Linked DNA regions of Mus musculus: region 2 is linked to region 1. A link is a loop called in an ENCODE intact Hi-C map of the cell type or tissue named here. Cell type or tissue: gastrocnemius. All regions are shown on one strand. Links, peaks and the distances in the headings refer to the core of each region. The heading gives the core; the rest is flanking DNA.

What was found. Hi-C counts contacts between places; a loop is a spot of excess contacts. Peaks named below come from ENCODE experiments on the same cell type or tissue, not always from the same donor. Only the 100,000 strongest peaks of a DNase experiment are listed, where the experiment ranks them.
Region 2: a loop joins it to region 1, with 15 times the contacts of the local background. A loop is called at or near these places in 37 of 42 quality-filtered maps.

What each region holds. Positions count from the first base shown.
Region 1 is chr9:97,063,850-97,074,263 of GRCm38, forward strand. No RefSeq gene overlaps it. Among named protein-coding and RNA genes, the nearest start is that of Gm19325, 14 kb to the left of the region's middle. In gastrocnemius, for the core only: a CTCF peak has its summit at 5,080 (motif pointing left); a DNase peak (open chromatin) is centred at 5,089.
Region 2 is chr9:96,909,207-96,919,620 of GRCm38, forward strand. No RefSeq gene overlaps it. Among named protein-coding and RNA genes, the nearest start is that of Gm51657, 17 kb to the left of the region's middle. In gastrocnemius, for the core only: no CTCF peak of the experiment used is centred there; DNase peaks (open chromatin) are centred at 5,844, 7,618 and 7,963.

The DNA of each region.
Region 1 (10,414 bases), core at 794-8,793:
GACAGGTGTGCTGAAGGGCCCATGCAAGCTTGAATTAAAAGGCCCTACTGTGATTGCATCAGATGAGGCCTCTGGGGAGTAAGGTCACTGGATATGTCCTTTTTTTTTTTTTCTGTTGCTGGAATAAATCACTCTGACCTGGGGCAACTTGAAGGCAGAAAGGGCTTACTTAGCCTACAGCATATGGCCCACCGTGGAGGGAAGTCAGAGCAGGCCCTGAAGCAGAGAGCACAGAGGACCAGTTTACTGGCTCATGTTCCCTGGCTTGCTCATCTAGCTTGCTTACGTAATTCAGGACTACCTGCTCAGGGGTGAATCTGCCCACAGAGGCCTGAGACTCCTCTCCATCCATCAGCAATCAAGAAAATGCCTCACAGACATGCCCACAGGTTAATCTAATGGAAACAGTTTCTCAACAGAGATTAGCTTTTCCCAGGTATGTCAAGTTGACAACCAAGATTAGCTATCACAGGGTGTGTTTTTGTAGGGGGATGCTGGGATCCTGATTCCAGATGCTATGAAGGGAGTGGCTTGCTTTCTTACCCATGTACACTTGCCCAGATATTCTGTCTTGCCATGGAACCAAGTGACGGCTCTCTGAAGCCTCTAAAACCATGAGCCAAAAACACACCTTGCTTGATACAAAGTGATTTTTCTCAGGTCACTGCAATACAGGGCTGTATAATACAACAAACTACCACCAACCTAGTGGCTTTAAGGAACCCAGACTTACTGTTTTGTCGTCATGAAAGCCAGGGGTCTGAGATGGGCCCCACTAGGCTGCATTCTTTTCTGGAAACTCCAGCCTTCTTTTTTTCTTGGCCTTTTTCAGCTCCCAGAATTTGCCTGAATTCTTTGGCTCACGGCCTCCTTCATCTAAAAACACCGGTAAGAGCTGACTGAATCTTTCTCACAATCTCTCTCTGGTCCTGATTCTTCTCTCTCTTTCTTCCCAATTACAAAGACACTCGTGATTGAACTGGACTTGCCTTAGTAGCCCCGGATAGTATCTTAGCTTAAGGTCTGCGGACTAGGAGCCTGAATCACTCCTTGCCATATACACATGTCCTGACATTAGGATGTGGACATCCTCAAAGACTCTCACTTAAGACACAAGTGTGTGCTGTGTGCATGCACACACACAGAGTAAATGTACCAAGATGTTAACAAATGAGTTTATAAATGAAGGGCATAGATTAAAAACTTCTGTAGGTTTGATTTTTTTCAAGATGCGAAGTCTCATTTGGAAAAAGGAAACTTCTCTCAATGATGGATATTTCAAGCAAGCACAAATATACAATCTATTGTCTGAAATTCCAAAGTTCTTAAATGTGACCATTCCTCCTCCTCCTATTCTTTATAACCCCACACTACTGGGAACTTTACAGCCCTTTACTCTTTTGTCATGGCAACACATTTCACCGCAGAATGGCCCCAGCTTTTCTCTTAGTCCACACTGCTTCCCCTGCTCATGTGCTGGGTGGGTCCTGGGTCAGGCACCCAGATGTAAACGGGGAGAGATTGGTTAGTCAACCTGCCTAAGAGACAGATAGGGTGCAGTCAGAGGATGGGGAAAGATGAGGAGCTAGAGAGAACGGGTCCCCAAAAGTGCTACACACCAGGCTGTTTCAATGGGCAGCGTGGTAAAGCATTTAGGGGTTTAGAGCTTCCCTGAGGGGGGAGGGGGAATCAAGGACAAACTACTGGGGGATCCAGAACCCTCAGCCCAGTAATAACGGGAAAGTGTGGAAGCTGATCCTTCCTCAATTGCCTCTCTCCCCTCCTGGCAGATCCAATGCCACTTCGGAGAGTCCTGGAGGACCCAGGGTTCTAGTCCCTGGAAACTAAGTGGTGAGTGACTATCCTATTATTTAATATCTGAGTGAAGTCTGGGAGTAATTTGTTATACAGTGACAGAATAGAAAAATATTTTCTCCTGCCCCAGATGACTATCATCAGGACTTGTTTACCGTTCTCTTGGCTTTCATTTATCATATTGACGGGCACCTGCTTGCCTAGATACATGGTTGTGTTCCTCAGGTTTTGATCTTTCAGCCTTGGCTTACTTTCTGTTTACCGTTATGATCTACTTTTCTTATTCAAAACCAGGCTCCTGGACCAAGTCAGGCTGCTCTTGGAGTTCATTCATTTTCCCTCATGTGAATTTCTGCATTCTCCTGTTCTTGGACAGAGAGAGTGTTTTCAGTGTTTTGCTATGGCAACCAGGCTGCTATGAACATTCTTGTGTGACTCCTGGAACATCTGAGCTATGTTTTCTCTAGGGTCTGTGTCTAGGAGCGAACCGGCCAGCTTATATGCTATTAGCATCAACTGTAGAATGCATATTTTTCCCTGTGTTGATAGTCTCATTTTAGGCAACTGCAGCACCTAAGAATTTCTTTGTCCCTCATCCATTTGATATCGTCCTATTAGATTCTGCATTTTTGAAAGATTTAAAATCACATTTCATTGCAATTTAACTTGTTGTTTCCTAATTGCTAAGATGACCCCCCCAACACACATTTATTATGGTATATTAGGTTTTATTCTCCTGTAAAATGCCCACTTTTGACCTTTGTCCAGATTTTTTTATTGGGTTGCCTTTAATGGACTGATTCATAGAAGTTTTTATGTATTCCGATTCTATCCCTTGACAGTTGTATACATTGCAAATATTTCCAGGCTTTGGATTAGATTTTCCTTTTGGGGAAGTATTTTGAGGAAAAGACATTCTAAAATTTAATGTAGACTAATCTACCAGTCATTTCCTGTCTGGCGTGCACTTTAATATTGAGCACAGAAAAGCCTTTTCCTCCACCAGTTTACAGGGACATTTCTCCTATGATTTCTTACAGTTGTAAAAGGTTAGCCTGTCACATTTAAGTCTAACCCACCTACAGGGATAGTCTAGGACATGAGGTGTGTATCAATTGGCGACGACTATCCAGATTGCTAGCTTTTCATGTGGATAACCACAGAGCCAGTACCATTTTGTTGGATGGTCCAGCCAGTTTTATGCTATTTCTGACCCAATGAAGTTTCTTTTGTTTTCTTCTCCTTTTCTTTGTCAAGTGTTTTGTTATGTAGTCCAGGCTGGCTTCAATCTCTGAATCTCCTGCCCAGGCCTTCCAAGCGCTGGGACTGCAGGCATTCACCACCACACCCATCTTCCAGTCAAGATTCTGCTTTAAGCATGTGAGTCTGTTCTTGGCTCTGCCTTAATCTCCATTGTTTTTTCTATATCCCCATACTCAAGCCCTATGGTCTTAAATTATCCCAAACTTTGTAACTACAATGTGACCCTCTCCTCACCTCTGGACAAGCATCAAGGCTGTTTAGGCCTTTTGTTCTACCGTGTATTTTGGACTTTTATGTGTGTGTGAGTGTATGTACACTCATAACGCCTGAGTGCATGTGGAGGTCAGAGGTCAACCTCAGGAGTTACTCAAGAGACTTCCACCCTTTTGAGGCAGGGTCTCATGATGGAGACCTAAGACTTAGTGATTAGGCTAGGCTGGCTAGCCAGTGAAGCCATCTCCCTAGTGCTGGGGTACTATTTTAAAACCAAGGAAAATTTCCCCTTCTCTAATTTGCAAAGTTTTGCTGAATGCTTTTCCATGAGGATCATGTTTTTTCTTCATTAAACCTCTGGTATAGTAAATTTACACTAATAACTTATTTAACAGTGATCCTGGAATTCTTGGGATTAACCCAATTTTGTTATGACTTACTATCTTTTTTCTTTTTCTTTTCTACAAAATACCATGAATAAAGCTGGTGAGATGGCTTAGTGCTTAAAGTGTGCTGCGGCTCTTGCTGAGGTCCAAATTTTGGTTCCCAGCACCCATGTCAAACAGTACACAACTTCCTCTAACTCCAGGTCCAGGGGATCGGACTCTCTCCTCTGACTTCTGCAAGTAGCTGGATACATGGGCACACGTGTATAACAGATACTTTTTTGAATGTCATGAGTTTGAGGCATGGTAGATCAGATTTGTAATCCTAGCATTCAGGAGACAGAAGCAGATGGCTTTGAGTCTGAGTCCAGCCTGGTCTACATAAATAGTTCCTGGCCAGACTGAGTTAGAGATCCTGTCTCAAAAGAAACCCGAAGACCTTTAAAACGCCAGGAGTAGCCTGTTTGCTACGAGTCCATGAATGCAATCGACCTGCAGCTTTTCTCACTTTCATATCAAGTGAAACTAACCAGAAAGAAGAGTGTGCAGAGGACGGCCTGTTTGCTACCCTCTGGGAAAATGTGTAAATCTGGAGAACAGATGGCTAAAACCTCCAGGGATACTTGTATGTGCAGACAGGTATTGAGAGTTTTGGTGATCCTTGTAATTTACAATTTTATTAACATTTCCACGATTATATAATTAAGATGAACTGCATCTTGCTCATTTTTTTCCTTTGTAACAGGAATCCAAAATCTAGTGATTGAAGCAGGTTTTACTTTTCTTGTGCATGAGCGGTGGGTTGTCCAGAGGGTTGTGGTAGCTCCCCTATGCTCCTGGCATCCACATTCCTTTCTTTCCATTCAGTCCCATAGCATGTGCTTCTGACTGCCTTGTCACTACTGGCTGGGTAGCTTCAAGCATGATGGTCTCATTCCAGACAAGATGAAGTAGAGAGAACAAGACGTGGGCAGAGTGGAGAGAGGCACACTGGTCTTTATCCATTGTCAAAACCAAGGAGACAAACACACTGAGTATGCATCATGCGTTTGAAAAGCGCATATGCATGGACTTGGACAGCTACTACCAAGCTCTCCAACTGCTCTAGCCAAGGCTCAGTGATTAGCAGCTGAAAAGCAAGAATGAAATCCAGTGAGTAGCAGCATACAAAGAATCAGCTTCAAAGACTAAACACCTAACCAAGATATGTCTGGTATGTCCAGGCCAGAGCTGTTGGGAAGGTACAGGACCTAGATAGGCTCATCTACATGTGATGCCTCTGGAAAACTTCAATTCCTACCCTAGTGCTCAAAATAGGTACCAGACCAAAGAAATCTACTTCACAGAGATGGAGACATCCCTGGGTCCATCAGCATGATCGGACAGGTCTTATCTAGCTATTGCTGCCACCTAGTGGCCGTCTTCCTTTAATGGAGGCCGAAATCTAAATGCTAAGCATGGTAGGTTCCTTGAGGCCAGGAAACCACAGAGAAGCTGGCGATCAACTTACATTTGAGAAGGTTCAGGAATGTGTTCTAAAGGAACTTGACTTGAATTTCATGTGTGTTTGATTCTTCCTGCCTGCCTCACGAGGACCACCATTTGTGAACTAGGAATGTGGTCTGCTTGTCAAATGGGCCACTTCAAAGGGAAGAGTGTGGGAAATTGGAACTATGACCACAGGCCTCTTGTATCATGTACCACACCTAAGCTTCTGGCATTAAAGGTCTTTGCAATGGTTTAACGAAGGTACATGTGAAGACTTAGCACACAAGTAACACTCAAAAGTAGCATATACACACTGAAGATGAAAGATTATGTGGTTCTTCTGCAAGGGGCAGAGTCACTCAGGGTCCTTTTGGGCCCTGCAAAATTAGAGGCCCAGATTTCCAAAGACCGAAGTATTTCTGCAAAGGTAAGTGTCTATTTGAATTATAAGATTTGCCACAATGGCTCTGTATATCTAGAAGCAGGAAGAGCCATCGGTTTAGTCAATGGAACTGACTGTCATAATTCAGTGAAAGATTGGAACTTGGTTCTTAAAATAACAGGTTGGAATATGATGGTATGTCAAAGATCCACTTGTGGTTCTGGCCCACTTTCTATGGCAACTAGACAGCAGACTCGTTTTCTAAAAGGGGTACAGTAACCAGATACCAGTCCTTTCAGATTTTTTTGGTTTTTTGGGAGGTTTGGGTTTCACTCAGTGCAGTGTCACTGAAACTCACATTAAGAGCTAAGGGGAGGGCTGGTGAGATGGCTCAGTGGGTAAGAGCACCCGACTGCTCTTCCGAAGGTCCGGAGTTCAAATCCCAGCAACCACATGGTGGCTCACAACCACCTGTAACAAGATCTGACTCCACTCTTCTGGAGTGTCTGAAGACAGCTACAGTGTACTTACATATAATAAATAAATAAATCTTAAAAAAAAAAAAGAAGATGCGCACACACGTGTCTGCTCCATCATTTCCTCCTTAAAAAAAAAAAAAAAAAAAAAGAGCTAAGGGGAATCTAGAATGTGGCTCTGAGACCTGGGGTTGGGACTCATCCCAGCAGCTGTCCTCCTAATTCCTTCACAGGAAGTGCCACACACACTGGAGTCTGGAGCTGCCTCTGAAACACAAAGGAAGGAGCAGCTGTTGAGTAGTCTGTGATGATCGGAGATGCACTGTGCCGACTCATTTCAGAGACTTTTGAATTTCCTCTGAGCAGCTACAGCTCTTGCTCTCGGCCCTTCAGGCATCTGCACTTCTTTTTTTTTTTTTTTTTAAAGATTTATTTATTTATTATATGTAAGTACACTGTAGCTGTCTTTAGATACTCCAGAAGAGGGCGTCAGATCTTGTTACAGATGGTTGTGAGCCACCATGTGGTTGCTGGGATTTGAACTCCGGACCTTTGGAAGAGCAGTCTGGTGCTCTTACCCACTGAGCCATCTCACCAGCCCGCATCTGCACTTCTTATTGGATGCTTCGATGCTTCTGGTCACACTAACTGGAGTCTTTCTTACTCTTGTTGATTTTACAGATGTTTCTCATTTTCTTAGTGGACAGCTTTATCACTTTTCTTTTTTCTATTTAGGGATTAATTTGATCATTTCCTAGTTTCAAGTAGCATTGATTACATGTTCTCCTCCTTAGTGTAAAAGTTGTTCTCTATCCTTTGGGGCACATTCTTTTCTGGAAGCTTTGAAACTTTTTACATTGTTTTACTTCAAAATTGTTTTCTGGACAAATCTCATTTCTTCTTTGATTCATGTGTTACTTAGAAGTATGCTGTTTAACTTCAGCATATTGGTGAGGCTATTCCAGGTATCTTTCTACATTCCTCTCTAAGGTTTCTTACAAATTTATTCTCACTTCCTGTCATCCAACATATGGTCTACCTTGAATACGCCATATTCATTGTCTAGAGTGATCTAGAAATGCCAACTACATCAAGTTGGTTGAATGTTGCTTATAATAAGTATGTATTTAGTGATGAGTGTGTGTGTGTGTGTGTGTGTGTGTGTGAGGATGGTGTTGACACATTCAACCTTTTAGATTTCTGGAAGATGTTTTTATTCTTTTTAAATAAGTTCTGATGTGTATGCATGTTTGCTCACATGTATACTACATACATGTACACTACATGTATGTCTGTTGCCATGAAGGCCAAAACAGGGTGTTGGAATCCCTGCAATTGAGTCACAGACTAGTCTTTCGTTGTTGTTTTGTTTTTTGAGACAAGGTATCACTGTATAGTCCTGGCCTCCAATTCACAGAGATCCTCTGCCTCCCAGTGCACCGCCATGGCCCTTTATAAGAGCAGTCAGGAGCTCCTAACTGCTGAGCCATCTCTCCAGGCTGACATTACTTCTACTAAGAGTTTATCTATAGAGATAACTTGACATCTACATGATAAGGTCCCACATCAATCTACATGACCTATACTGTGTTTTATGCTCCCACAGGACAACACACACCTGGTCACAAGGGGAGTTTGGGACAAAGCTCTACAAGCCTGCAAATCAGCATTAACCACCTGTACTGCAGAAGTTTACATGGGTGCCATTCTGGAAAACTCACATTAACTCACAAAAGCAAACAAGTGAGTGCAGACAGGAATGGGACTATCGTCCCACTACTGTTATTTATTCTCTCCTCTTCTCCTTGGTTGCTGTGCATGCCCAAATAATGTAATCATTTTTTAAAGAGAGAGAAACTATAGGGCATGTACAAACTCATGGCTACTGCACCCACCATGCTGGACGATGAACGAATAACTGAGACCAGGAAGGAATTTTTTTTAAAAAGTCCTAGAGAAAAATGAAAATACAACATTCCAAAATCCATGGAAAAATTATGAAGGTGGTCTTAAGTGGGCAGTTTACAGCTATTGGTGCCTCCAGTAAGAAGTTAAAGACAGCAAATGAATTTACTTAATGATACAACTTAGGGCCTTGGAAAAACAAAAACAAATCAAATCCCAATCCCTCCATGGGAAAAAAATAGTGCCATCAGGGAAGAAATCAATGAAATAGAAACAATAACAAAATACTAGGAGTCAATGAAACAAAAATTTGGTTAAACAGCTAGATGTAGTTGTTAAACCCTCAGCTAGACTAAAAGAAGAAATAGGAATTAATTATTAAGAAAGAAAGAAAGAAAGAAAGAAAGAAAGAAAGAAAGAAAGAAAGAAAGGAAGGAAGGAAGGAAGGAAGGAAGGAAGGAAGGAAGGAAGGAAGGAAGGAAGGAAGGAAGAAGACCGTTGGTAGTGGCCCACTCTGGAAGCAGAGGTAGGTAGGTGATCCTCTGTGAGTTTAAGGCCAGCCTAATCTACAAAGTGAGTTCCAGGACAGGTACGGTACACACAGAGAAATTCTGTCTCAACAAAGCAAAATAAATTAGAAGAAAGGGGGGCCATCACAACAGACACTGATGAAGTGTATAACATCATTAGGTCTTACCTTAAAAAGTAACACCCCACTAAGTTGGAAAAGCTGAAAGAAATGGGTGAATTTATAGATGCATATGGCCTACAAAAATAACATGAAGATGAGCAATTATGATTACATTAGTAATTCAAAATCTAAAAACAAAAAAGCCCAGGTTATCAGACTTTCCAGTGTTCCTCCAGTGTTCCTAGGCTAGAAAAGGAAGAGACATTACCAAACTCCCTTACGATGCTCCTATTCGCCTGATACCGAACCAAGATGAAACAAAACTCTACATCAATTTCCCTGATGAACATAGACACAAATATTATCAACAAGCTACTTGCAAACAGAATTCAAAAATACATTTAAAAAGATCATTCACAACCATGAAGCTAGTTTTAGTCCAGAGATAGAGACTGTTTAATATACATATCAATAAATGTTATTTATGCCTTTCACGTTAAAGTCTCAAGTGCACTCAGAATAAAAGGAACCTCAGTATCGAAAAAGTTACACGACAAACCTGTATTTTGTTAATATAATCCAAAGGTGTCCATTTTCTATACTCTTATTCAATCATACTAGAAGTCTTAAACTAAAGCCACAACCTAAGCAGACAAATAAAAGAAAACCAGGAAAGAAGTCCAAACACCTCTATTTGTAGATGGTATGATTCTATACACAAAAGAATATAAAGAAACTACCAAAAAAACTCTTAAAACTGTTGAACACAGGGCTGGAGAGATGGCTCAGGGGTTAAGAGCACTGACTGCTCTTCCAGAGGTCCTGAGTTCAATTCCCAGCAACCACATGGCGGCTCACAACCATCTGTAAATGGAACCAGATGCCCTCTTCTGCTGTGTCTGAAGACAGCTACAGTGGACTCATAAATAAAATAAATTCTCAAATATAAAAATTGTTAAAAATACATTAAGATGTGACTGACACAAAATATTCTTTTAAGCCGGTGGTGGTGGCACACGCTTTAAAAACAAACAAACAGGGCTGGTGAGATGGCTCAGTGGGTAAGAGCACCCGACTGCTCTTCCAAAGGTCAGGAGTTCAAATCCCAGCAACCACATGGTGGCTCACAACCATCCGATCACGAGATCTGACTCCCTCTTCTGGAGTGTCTGAAGACAGCTACAGTGTACTTAAAAAATAAAAAAAAATAAAAAAATAAAACAAACAAACAAACAAACAACAACAACAAAACCTGTTGAACACAGCAAAATGGTTGGATACAAAATTAACATAAAACTCAACAGCCTTCCTACATACCAGTAAGAAACATACTTGATGGGCTGGAGAGATGGCTCAGTGGTTAAGAGCACTGACTGCTCTTCTAAAGGTCCTGAGTTTGAATCTCGGCAACCACATGGTGGCTCACTACCATCCATAATGAGATCTGACACCCTCTTCTAGAGTGCCTGAAAACAGCTACAGTGTATTTACATATAATAAATAAATAAATCCTTTAAAAAAACATACTTGAGGAAATAAAAGGAAACAATTTTATTCATAATAGTTTAAAAAGTATCTTGAAGGGGAAAAATCTAACAAAGATTGAAAAAAAATCTGTATAATGAATATGCCTTAAGTTTTACGAGTTATACAAATGTGACAGTAAGGTGTGGTAAATATTCAGGGGTTTCTACCACACCTTAGGTCATTAGTTCCCAAATAAAATTCACAAAGCCTTTATACTTATAGTAAAACCTAAAAGCATGGGGCTGGAGAGATGGCTCAGCGGTTAAGAGCACTGACTGCTTTTCCAAGGGTCCTGAGTTCAAATCTCAGTAACCACATGGTGGCTCAC
Region 2 (10,414 bases), core at 1,618-9,617, 150 kb before region 1:
GTGTCCTGCAGTAGTTACCTCCAGATTGAAACACGCCATCCTGCAGCGAAACGCCTTAAGGATGAAGTTGAAAGACTCAAAACAGCTTCAGGAAGTCCCTGAAACTGAAATATGTTCACTGGGCTCCTCCCTTCCAAGAGTAAACAATAAAGACCAGCTGAGTGTTTGCTCTCTGAGAGGATGTGCGGCAGAGACTGAGAGGAGCCCAGCTACCTGGGAGAAGACACAGAGACCAGCAGAACTGCCTGGAAGAGATTCAGACCCACTAAACCTCCTGAAAAGAGCATCCTCCGACCCCTGAGCTGTCTGCAGATGAGCAGTGTTGTGCAGTGAGCTCCAGGTTCCCAGATTTTGTGAGCTGGGGTGAACTCTGGTGATGTAGCTCTCTTTGTGTCATTTCTGTTCCTAGAAGTAACCTTTCATTCATGTTCCTTCAAGTAACCCCAATAAAACTTATTGCTTCACCAAGCTGGGTGTGTTATCACCTGTACTTTGGGCTGGTGTGCACTCTCTATCTGAGGTGAGTCGACCTATATATATGTTGCTTCCACCCAGGGAAAGTCTTGTCACACAACAAGGGGAAACCTTCATGGCATTTCATAGAGGGATAAAAGTAAAGGCTAGAGAAATTAAGTGACATGCCCAAGGTGACCCAGCAATTTGTCAAATTTATGTAAAATTGAGACCAACTGTAGTTTCCCAGTCCTGTCTGGGATGGCTTGTCAGTACAGAGCCATGAAGTCTATGCATTGTGTATCATGATTCTTCGCCTGAGATCTTCGTGCAGGCCCTGGGTCCTCCCTGCAGGCTGACTACGTGACTCTTTCAGCTCTGAGTGACTATGACTTGTGGTAGAGGCTCCTCAGCTTCCCAGACACTGGTGCCCAAGTACCCAGAGTGCTTCAAACCTGCAGGATCCGCTCATGTCTGCGGATGGAGTGTCTGTTAATGAATGGCGACGTCGTCATCATAAATATTGATGGATTGAGACTCCAGCTCAGTCTGGACCTGAAGTCGGGACTTTGGCCAAGGAAGGCAAAGAAGAATAATTTGAACCCCTATGTAGACAAATCTGTGATTGACTCAGGGCATGGGGTACCTCTCTGTTGTCATGGTGACTCTTAGGGGGGCAGGGAGAAAAGGCGGTTCTTTAACAGCATCCCAGACATCAGGGCTCTGAAGTAACAGCCCTTTTAAAATTGAATCATATTAATAAGCTCTAGCCAAATGCACAAGCCTCTTTTTTTTTCTTTAGATGCATTATTAACTTGGCTAGAAATAAGTCCTCATAAGTGCAAATGTCCATCCAGAAAGAATACCACTTCCAGTGTGGGATAATAAAGATACATGCCACTCAGCAAACTGGCAGTCCTGGTGCATAAAGGGAAACCAAGGAAAGTAGATATGCATGAATCCTTTCCTCCTCCTCCTCCTCCTCCTCCTCCTCCTCCTCCTCCTCTTCCTCTTCCTATCCCTCCCCACCCTTTTATGGGCATCTTTTGAAGTTTTGGAGAGGTCTCACCTCTCCCTGAGATGTTGTGGGGTAATGCTCAATGAACACTGCTCAGACATGGGTTTAAGCCAATGGGAAGTCATCCCGTTGGGTAATCAGGATCCCAGCTTGGGCCCAGGACTTTCTCAGGGTGAGCTTTGAAGCACAAAGAACATGTTCTGGGTTAATGTACTTCAGTTAACAAGGACTGTGAGCCAGAAGTGGAACTACAGAAGCCAAAAAGCAAGGTTAGTACATTTTTAGACTTTCTCGGAACTACGGACTTTGATGGACTAGGCCTTTGTAGTTTTTGGCAGGTGGTTCTGTCTACGTGCTGAGACTTACAGCCTGAATGGTACTTCCATCATGGAGGCAGTTGTGCTAAGGTCTGGGTCCCTGTTACTGAGGGGCTATCAGCAGCTAATGGTCCCCTGAGGGAAGGGCCATCATTCTCTTTGGTAGTGTAGCCACTGATAAGAAGCTCGTGCCCCAGTCAGTAACTTCCCAGCTTGCTCATGCTAGCAGGCCTAACTAAACTCGCGCACACACACACACACACACACACACACACACACACAATGATGAAGGAATGGGAGAAGACTTGGGAAAAAGAGAAGTTTCATGAATAAAAGGAAGAGGGGATGAGAGGGATTTGACATGATGGGACTAAAATTCATCATATGTGTTTCAAATTATCACCAAACAAAACATCATTCAAAAGGAAATTTACCCCTTTCTCCCTCCATCTCCTCATTTACTCATTCAGATAGTTATTCATCAAACAATTTATGTTTACTGGCATCAAACATGGCCAAATACAGCCTCTGTTTTCATATAATCTAGCCTTTGTTCTTCACCCAAAGTTTGGTTCCTGTATTAGGCAGGGTTCTCTAGAGAAACAGAACTTATTGAATGAATATATATATACATATACACTTATAAAATATACATGTATACACATATACATATGTATATATGCATATATATGCACACACATATGTGTATATGTATGTGTGTGTGTGTGTGTGTTTTTTTTTTTTTAGAATGGCTTACAGGCTTTGGTCCTGCTCGTCCAACAAAGGCTGTCTACCAATGGAAGGTCCAAGAATCCAGTAGTTGTTCAGCCCACAAAGCTGATGTGTCAGCTGGTCTTTAGTATACATCACAATCCCAAAGAAGTAGGCTCTAAAGCCAGTGAAGGAATGGACTTGCCAGTGCGAGAGAGCAAGCAAAGAGCCAGCCTTCTTCCATGTCCTTTATAGGCTACCAGTAGAAGGTGTGGCCAAGATTAAAGATGGATCTTCTCACTTCAAAAGGTCCAGATTTAAAAGCTGGCCTTCCTACTTCAAATGATTTCATTAAGAAAAAAAAATCCTTCACAGGTGGACCCAGCTGCTTGGGTTTTAGTTAATTCCAGATGTGGTCAAGTTGACAACCAAGAACAACCATCATAGTCTCTGTTAAAAACACCATCTCCCTCACTTCTCATGAGCCTGGCTAAGGCACTCCACACACCCTACACATACAGGATGCTTGCTCTGTATTCTTAAGTAGAATCCCAAAGGCTTCCTCAAAGCTCAAAGCTCAAAGCTCCCCTCTTTTACGTGGCCGGCCTTTCCATCTCTGAGATGGACAGCAGATTGGAGCTGATTAGCTGAAATCTCCATATCTGATCTAAAGTCGCTCCACAGCTGATCAAAGTCTTTCTACCACATATACCACAGGAAACTCTTTGAGGTAAAGTGATCATAACCCAAAGGCTTCTGGTCAGATCTCAAATGTGTTGAATAATGACTACATGCAGGCAAGAGGGATTCATGAGTGTGTTATTTTCAGAACTGTGTGGCTGGGTCTGGGGAGATGGATCAGCTGGTAAAGTACTTAACATGAGGATCTGAGTTTGATCCCTAGAGCCCATGTGAAAAGGTGGGTATGACAGCATGTGCCTGAACTCGGAGTGCTGGGGAGGCAGAGGCAAGCAACCCCCCTGAACCCATCGGCCAGCTAATCTAACCTACTACTTGATGAGCTCCAGGGCAGTGAGAATCCATGGTTCAAAATTTAAAAAGAAAAAATATAGATGAAACCTGAGGACCAACACCCAAGATTGTCTGCTGGGCTCTATATGAACATTCACATACATGCACCTGCATGTTCATGCATGCACAATACATGCACATTCTTTCTATATCTTGTTCCTCTATTTCTGCCCCCCAAATTGTGATATTACCCACGGATGACTCTTGCCCCCAGAGTGCATCTATCCCGCCATCAAATTGGAATCCTGATCCAACTGGATCTCCTCGCTTCATCTTCGCCTTTGTTTTCCTGATGGACTTTAATGTTCCAAAGGGGGGTTGTGTGGACTGAACATCTGCACCCCCCCCCCAAACATATGTGGAAGCCTGTCCTTGAGAACTGACAGCCAATGAGGACAGAGCTTCCGTGAACGGATTACAGCCCTGACTGGAGCTAACGAGAACAAGCGAAGACACAAGAGAAGGTTGGACCAAGAAGCAGGCTTTCACCAGACATCAGATATACTGATGTGCCTTGATTCTGGACTTCCCAATTCCAGAGCTATGAGAAACAGACTTAGTCTTTGTTGTCTGTGAGCCAGAGAGTATACAGAAGTGTGTCCATAGCAGCTTTGGGGACTAAGATTATGAAAAGAAACTCAGTTTTATCTGAGGTCAAACTCTCATTTTGTGAAAGATTTATTTATTTGTTATATGTAAGTACACTGTAGCTGTCTTCAGAAAAGGGTGTCAGATCTCCTTATGGATGGTTGTGAGCCACCATGTGGTTGCTGGGATTTGAACTCAGGACCTTTGGAAGAGCAGTTGGTGGTGCTCTTAACCACTGAGCCATCTCACCAGCCCTGAGGTCAAACTCTTATGGCTACGGCAAGAGCAAGGTCCCCAGAACTCCATGTTCTGGTGGATAAGCCTCACAAAGGATGGCTCCTTAGTGACTGGAGCTATGCAAAGATGGTACAAATTCAGGGACATGAAGAACCCAGACCAAGAAACACACAGAAGAAGAAAAGTGGGCAGTGGAGAGCACTTGGACATCCAACAGAGGCTATAGTCCGAGGGAGAATGGTCCGAGTGGGGTCTTTCCAGTACAGAGGCGTTTCTGCTATGGCTGGGAAGTCACCTTAGGCCTCTCTGATTCTAGGCCAGGCTTCCTGAGAGGCTGAACGAACGACGAAGGCTTCACCTTGCTTGCGTATTGTCACTCTAATAGGGGCTATTTGAGAAGGCCAAGAAGGCTTTCTGTTGTGAGTTGGGACCCTATTGATATGAATGGATCTCCTGTGACTGGGGGGTAACATGAGCCAACTACTAAAAGCATCATTTTGAGGGAGCAGAGCTGCCTGACTTTGCTCAGACACTGGTGACTCTGAAAGGCATTGTCTGCTTAAAAAATGATGCACTTTTATTTATATGTATGTATGCCCGTATGAGCTTGTACCACATGAGTGCAGTTGCTTTAGAAGACCAGAAGAGGGAGCTGAATCCCCTGGAGTTATAGGTGGCTATAAAATCCCCAACATTGGTGCTGGGGACTGAACTCAGGTCCTCTGCAGGGGCAGCAAGAGCTCTTAACCCGCCAAGCCATCCCTCCAACCCCTGGGCACTGTCCATTTTAGGGAGCTTTCTTTAATCACATCCACTTGGTCTATATTAACGCTAAGTTGGACAAATCAGTTTCCCTCTGCAGTTTCTGGGTGTGAGTTCTGGCATTCCTTCACACATTCAGCAATACATGAAAGTTCACTTCTAAGAGATGTCACTCCTGTAGTGTAGCTAAGGTTCTTAGGTCATTAAGTATTATTTACAAATTGAGTATAATTTTTTTAAAATGGTGAGTACTTATGGAAGTCCAACTGTGTAATTTGGAGATTCCACTTCTAGGTATATAATCAAGAGAAACAAGTATAGACATCTGGTAAAAGACTGGTTTGTGATTTCATCAAAATCTTTTCCACTGTAGCCCCAAACTGACAGCAACCCAATGTCCAGCATGGACTGATCTTACAGATATATAATCAGCAAAAGAAGTTAGACCCAAGTGTGTTGTGTTTGTGTGTATGTGTGTGTGTAAACATGTGTGAGATGCTTATATGTGTATATATGACATATACATGTGATTTATATAATATGTGTACATATATGTAAACATAACACACACATATATATGAATCATCCCACCCGTATGAAGAACAGGCAAAAACAGCAGGGGCAAAGGCCAGAGTGCATGTGACTTGACAGTGAGTATGAACTAGGAAGGGACATTCAAGAACCATCCTGAGGCTGCAGACAGCCTGTGCCACAATTTGGGCAGCCAAGCATAAAGACGGTCATGTGACCGGTGCTTGTTTATCCCGTGCTGGGGACTGAATCCAGAGCCTTGTATATGGTGGAAAGCATCTATCTGTGAGCAGTAGCCTCTGTCCAAAGGTTCACATTTAACGTTAATGAACTTTTATTTGTTGTGAGTTACTTATTTACAAGTTATTTACTGCAAGTTACACCTTTGCGGCATTGAAAAAAAAATTAAATTAGGAAAGAATTTAGAAATGCATCTAACCCTGACCAGGAGATTACTCTAATTCAGGAGATCAAGCATATTTAATTTTTCATACAGTCTCACACAGATGGGCTGAATATGAAAGAGAACTCCCCAGTGGAGCCGGCTGAGAAGCACAGATGCCAGGAGATGTTCCGTTTGTGAGATGCTCCGTTTGTCTGCTCAGTACTGATTTCCCGGACCCCGGCCTGAACTCTGCATCTGACCAACCTGAGCTGGTTTCTGGCCCAACCTGAGCTGGTTTCTGGTATACAGAAGCCATTTTAGCTTCCGTGCACAGTGTTTTTCCACATCAGCCTCTGCTCAAGTGCTCCCATGGGCTCCTTCCCTTGTAGGCCAAGACCCTGACCCCATCTTTGGTCAAGTTCAGCAGTTTCCAACCCGTGCATTGTGACCCCCCCGGGGGGGATGTTGAACAGCCCTTTCATATAAAATGCATATAAGATGTCCTTCATATCAGTTAGTTACACCCTGATTCATAACAGGAGCAAAATTACAGTTATGAAGTAGCAAGAAGAACAATTTTATGGTTAAGGGCTCACTACAACATGAGGAGCCCTATTAAAGGGTCACAGCTTTAGGGAGGTTGAGAACCATGACTCCAGCTGGTCTTCAACAAAGTCCCTCTTCATCCTTCAGGTCCCAACCCACTTTAATTAATGCCTCTTCTACAGCATTCTGATTAGAACATCCAGCCCACAGTCCTTTCTGGTACTGCTAGAACATCTACCACTATCCATCTACCTGTCCACCCACCCACTCACCCACCTGCTCATCCATCTATCCAACCATCCACCTACTTACCTCTTGATTCACCAACCCACTCATTTACCCATCCATCTACCCAACCATTCAGTCACCTGTTCATTAGTCCACCTACCTACCCATTCACCTGCTCATTTAGCCCCTCACCCACCCACTAGGTCATCCGTCCACTCATCCACTCTACTGTTCATTCATACGTCCCCCGCCCCAGCAGTACACCCATCCTTTACCCACTCATTTCTCGGCATATCCATCTTCAGTCTGCTGAGTCCTAGCCACAGAAGCAGAGGTCACTCCTGAAGGTCAAGGTCAGTTGTGGAATGTTGTCTTAACTCTTCACTGCACCGGGAATAGTTTAACAATCCCGCCGACTATTCTTCATGCCCTGTGCCCTATTCTATTCTACCAAGACCTTTTATTTTCTCTGAAGCTTAGAAATCCAGTTTTGATAACTTTAATCGTGGTCTGTTTAATTTTTGTCCTGCGAGAAAGAGAGCATCTACCCTTTGAGGTGTTTTTAGCTCCGTTATCGTATCTATCATAAAACTTCTTTGAGATGGATAGCATTTGAAGAAGTAATATGCCCGCGGTCACGCAGCCAGTGAATGTTGAACTGAGGAGTGAGGTCCAGCCATGGCAGCTTCAATCATTTTCCCAAGCACGAACTCCCTTTTCTGCTCTGCAAAAATGCCAGCAGACGTCACTAGATGGCATCGTGAAGCAACCGTGAGCCTGGCTTCCTCGAAGGGATGCAGGTGGAATATCGAGGCTGCAATTTCCACATTCATCACCAGGGGGCAGGCGGGGAGAACGAATGGCTCAGTGCCATCAAAGACTGAGAAAGAGCCTCACACAGCTAGAGCGAAGGAAGAATGTAGACTGATTCTAAACACTACAGACTCCAGAACGGTTGCTGGGCTCGTCACTGCATATATTGAACCCCAACCGTAACTTTGGATCTTTCCTGTGACTTTAATGAAAAATACCAGTATGGTTGGTAGAAAACACAGAATTCAGTTTCTGCAACTTCCTAGCTTGGGCCACAAAGAGCACCGTTATCAGTCACTTCCCATTGGCCGGGTGTTTTAGGCGTTGTCTGATTTCACCTTTAGGTTCTTGAGAGACTCAGATAGTGTGTAGTAACTCATGCACATTTATGGGCAGAGCTAGGCATTTGGCCCAATCTGCCTGACTTCAAACTTACTTAGACTCTCTGCTCCTCAATAGCCTCTATTGTCAGATGGGCTTAGTCGAGGCAAATGGTCCCGGGTTGGATCATGTACAAGGCTTAGAGAGTGGAGTGCTCACGGTGGAGGAAGGGATGCTAGCTCCCAGAGGTCCGTTACAGTGAAATGTGATGCGGATCCCCAAGCAGTGTCCTTTCTGCAGCACCGACGGCATCCTCAGTTCTGATGGCGTGGGTTTTCAGGTCTATTTCCCACAGGGAAACATTAAGATCCGCAAAGGGAGAAAGGATTGTGATGTGCTCGAAAATCTGTGACCGTGGATCAGTCCTGTGCTAGGCACTACCTTTAGGTGTGTGCCAACTAGGCAAAGGCTGGTGCCTTCACTTAACAGTGCCATCCCACCCACTCATTAACTCACCCATGAATCTATCTGTCCATCCATCTATCTGTGCATCTATCCACCCACTCATTAACTCACCCATGAATCCATCTATCCATCCACCCACCCACCCATATCTGTCTGTCTATCATCTATCTATCTATCTATCTATCTATCTATCTATCTATCTATCTATCTATCCATTCTTCTACCCACCCACCTTCCTATCTATCATGAGTTGTCCAGGCTTTTCTTCCTGCAGGGAGGTCCTTTCTTAGGCTCTCCTTTCTGTAGGAGGGCCTTTCTTAGGGCTTCCCTTGTCACTGCCATTGTACATTGCTATGTCACATTGCTCATCACTTTTGCCATAGTGGTCGGTCCTGTTTTCTATATCCCTCCCTCAACAGAGAGCTCCTGTCATGTGATAGACTTTTCCTGGGGAGATGCAACATACATGAATACTCACCCCAGATGGGGAATCCATGATAGATCAAAGTATGGATACCATCAAAGTTAAACTTGATGAACCAAGTAGTTTTATTGGGGTTTCTTATAGGAATATGGGTGAAGGGTTGCTTACAGGAGCAGAAATGATTCAAAGACAGCTTTATCATCAAGGCCCACCCCAGCATGGGTGACAACTCACAAAACCTGAAAACTTGAGAGTTCACTACCCAGCCTGCAGGCAGCCTAACAGGTTGGGGAGAGTATCGTTTCCAAGTGACCCAGTTGGTCTAAACCTCTTCCAGGAAGCTGCACTGGTTTCTGGTTCCAGGTTCCTCAAGGCAGGTGGTCTGATCTGAGTCTTCTCTGTAGCTTTTCTCCTGTGAGTCTTCTTTGCAGCTTAGCTTCCTTCAGTCTGAGGGATACTGTCAGATTTTATTCCTTTCTCTGGCAGGGTAGGACCTAGTGAATCTGGTCAGTTTCAGGAACTTCCTGAAGCTATTTTAAGTTACCTTCTTGCTTTAAGGCGCTTCCCTGCAGGTCGGTGTGTTTAGTTCTCTAAGGAAACTGTTACAACTGGTCCCTGAGAAGGAGACTGGTGCATGGGGCACACTTAGTAAGTGCTTGCTAGATGAAGCATCAGTACTTACAGTGGATGCTGGGTGCTTCAGTATTCTCTAAAACAAGTCACCAGGATGCTGGAGAACAATTTTTTAATTGCACTTAATTTTTAATTACATAACAAGAACATAATTATCCTTTCCTACTATTTAATATCCAGAATGATAATGATAGCTTATTGTAAATCCTGCATTAGCCTGGCCCCCAAGGGATCTTGAGTAAAGGGTGGAACTCTAGGCTTCGGATGGACTAATTTGGCCCCTGTTCTTGTCTGTTGCCTTCCAACTTCAACTTCAGAATGTCACTGATGTTAATTTTACAAAAATAAGATTTTCAAATATCAGGGTCTTTGTGTAACTTTGTTATCAGATACCCAGTGATAAAAGTTGTCACTCGATGGTGACATATGTTTCATCCTCTGAAATGAATATCACATGGCACAAGTGAGTGTGCTATTTAGAAAAACAAGAGGAGCAAAACACCGAGGAAGGCAGGGAACTTCAGATATGGAGTACCTGGCTGTCTTGCAGGCCAGGAGGCTGCTGGGCATCAGGTCCAGAGGCAGCAACATCAGAATGGCTGATGAGAGAGGGCTGGGGAGGGGTGAGGAATGACTTGTCAGCAGGCCTGACATTAGTCAGAATGCATTAGTTAAAGTACCTCAGGATTGGTTGGTATGGTGATCTGAATGAGAATGACCCAAAAGGTTCTGCTATTTAATCCTTGGTATTAACACTTGGGGAGAGTATCCTTTCCAAGAGACTCGTTGGTCTAAACCTCTTCCAGGCAACTGTGCAACATTTCTGCTACCTCAAGGCAGCTGGTCTGGCCTGAGTCTTCTCTGTAGCTTTTCTCCTCTGTGAGTCTTCTTTTAGCTCAGCTTCCTTCAGTCTGAAGGGGACTCTCAGCTTTTATTCCTTACTCTGGCAT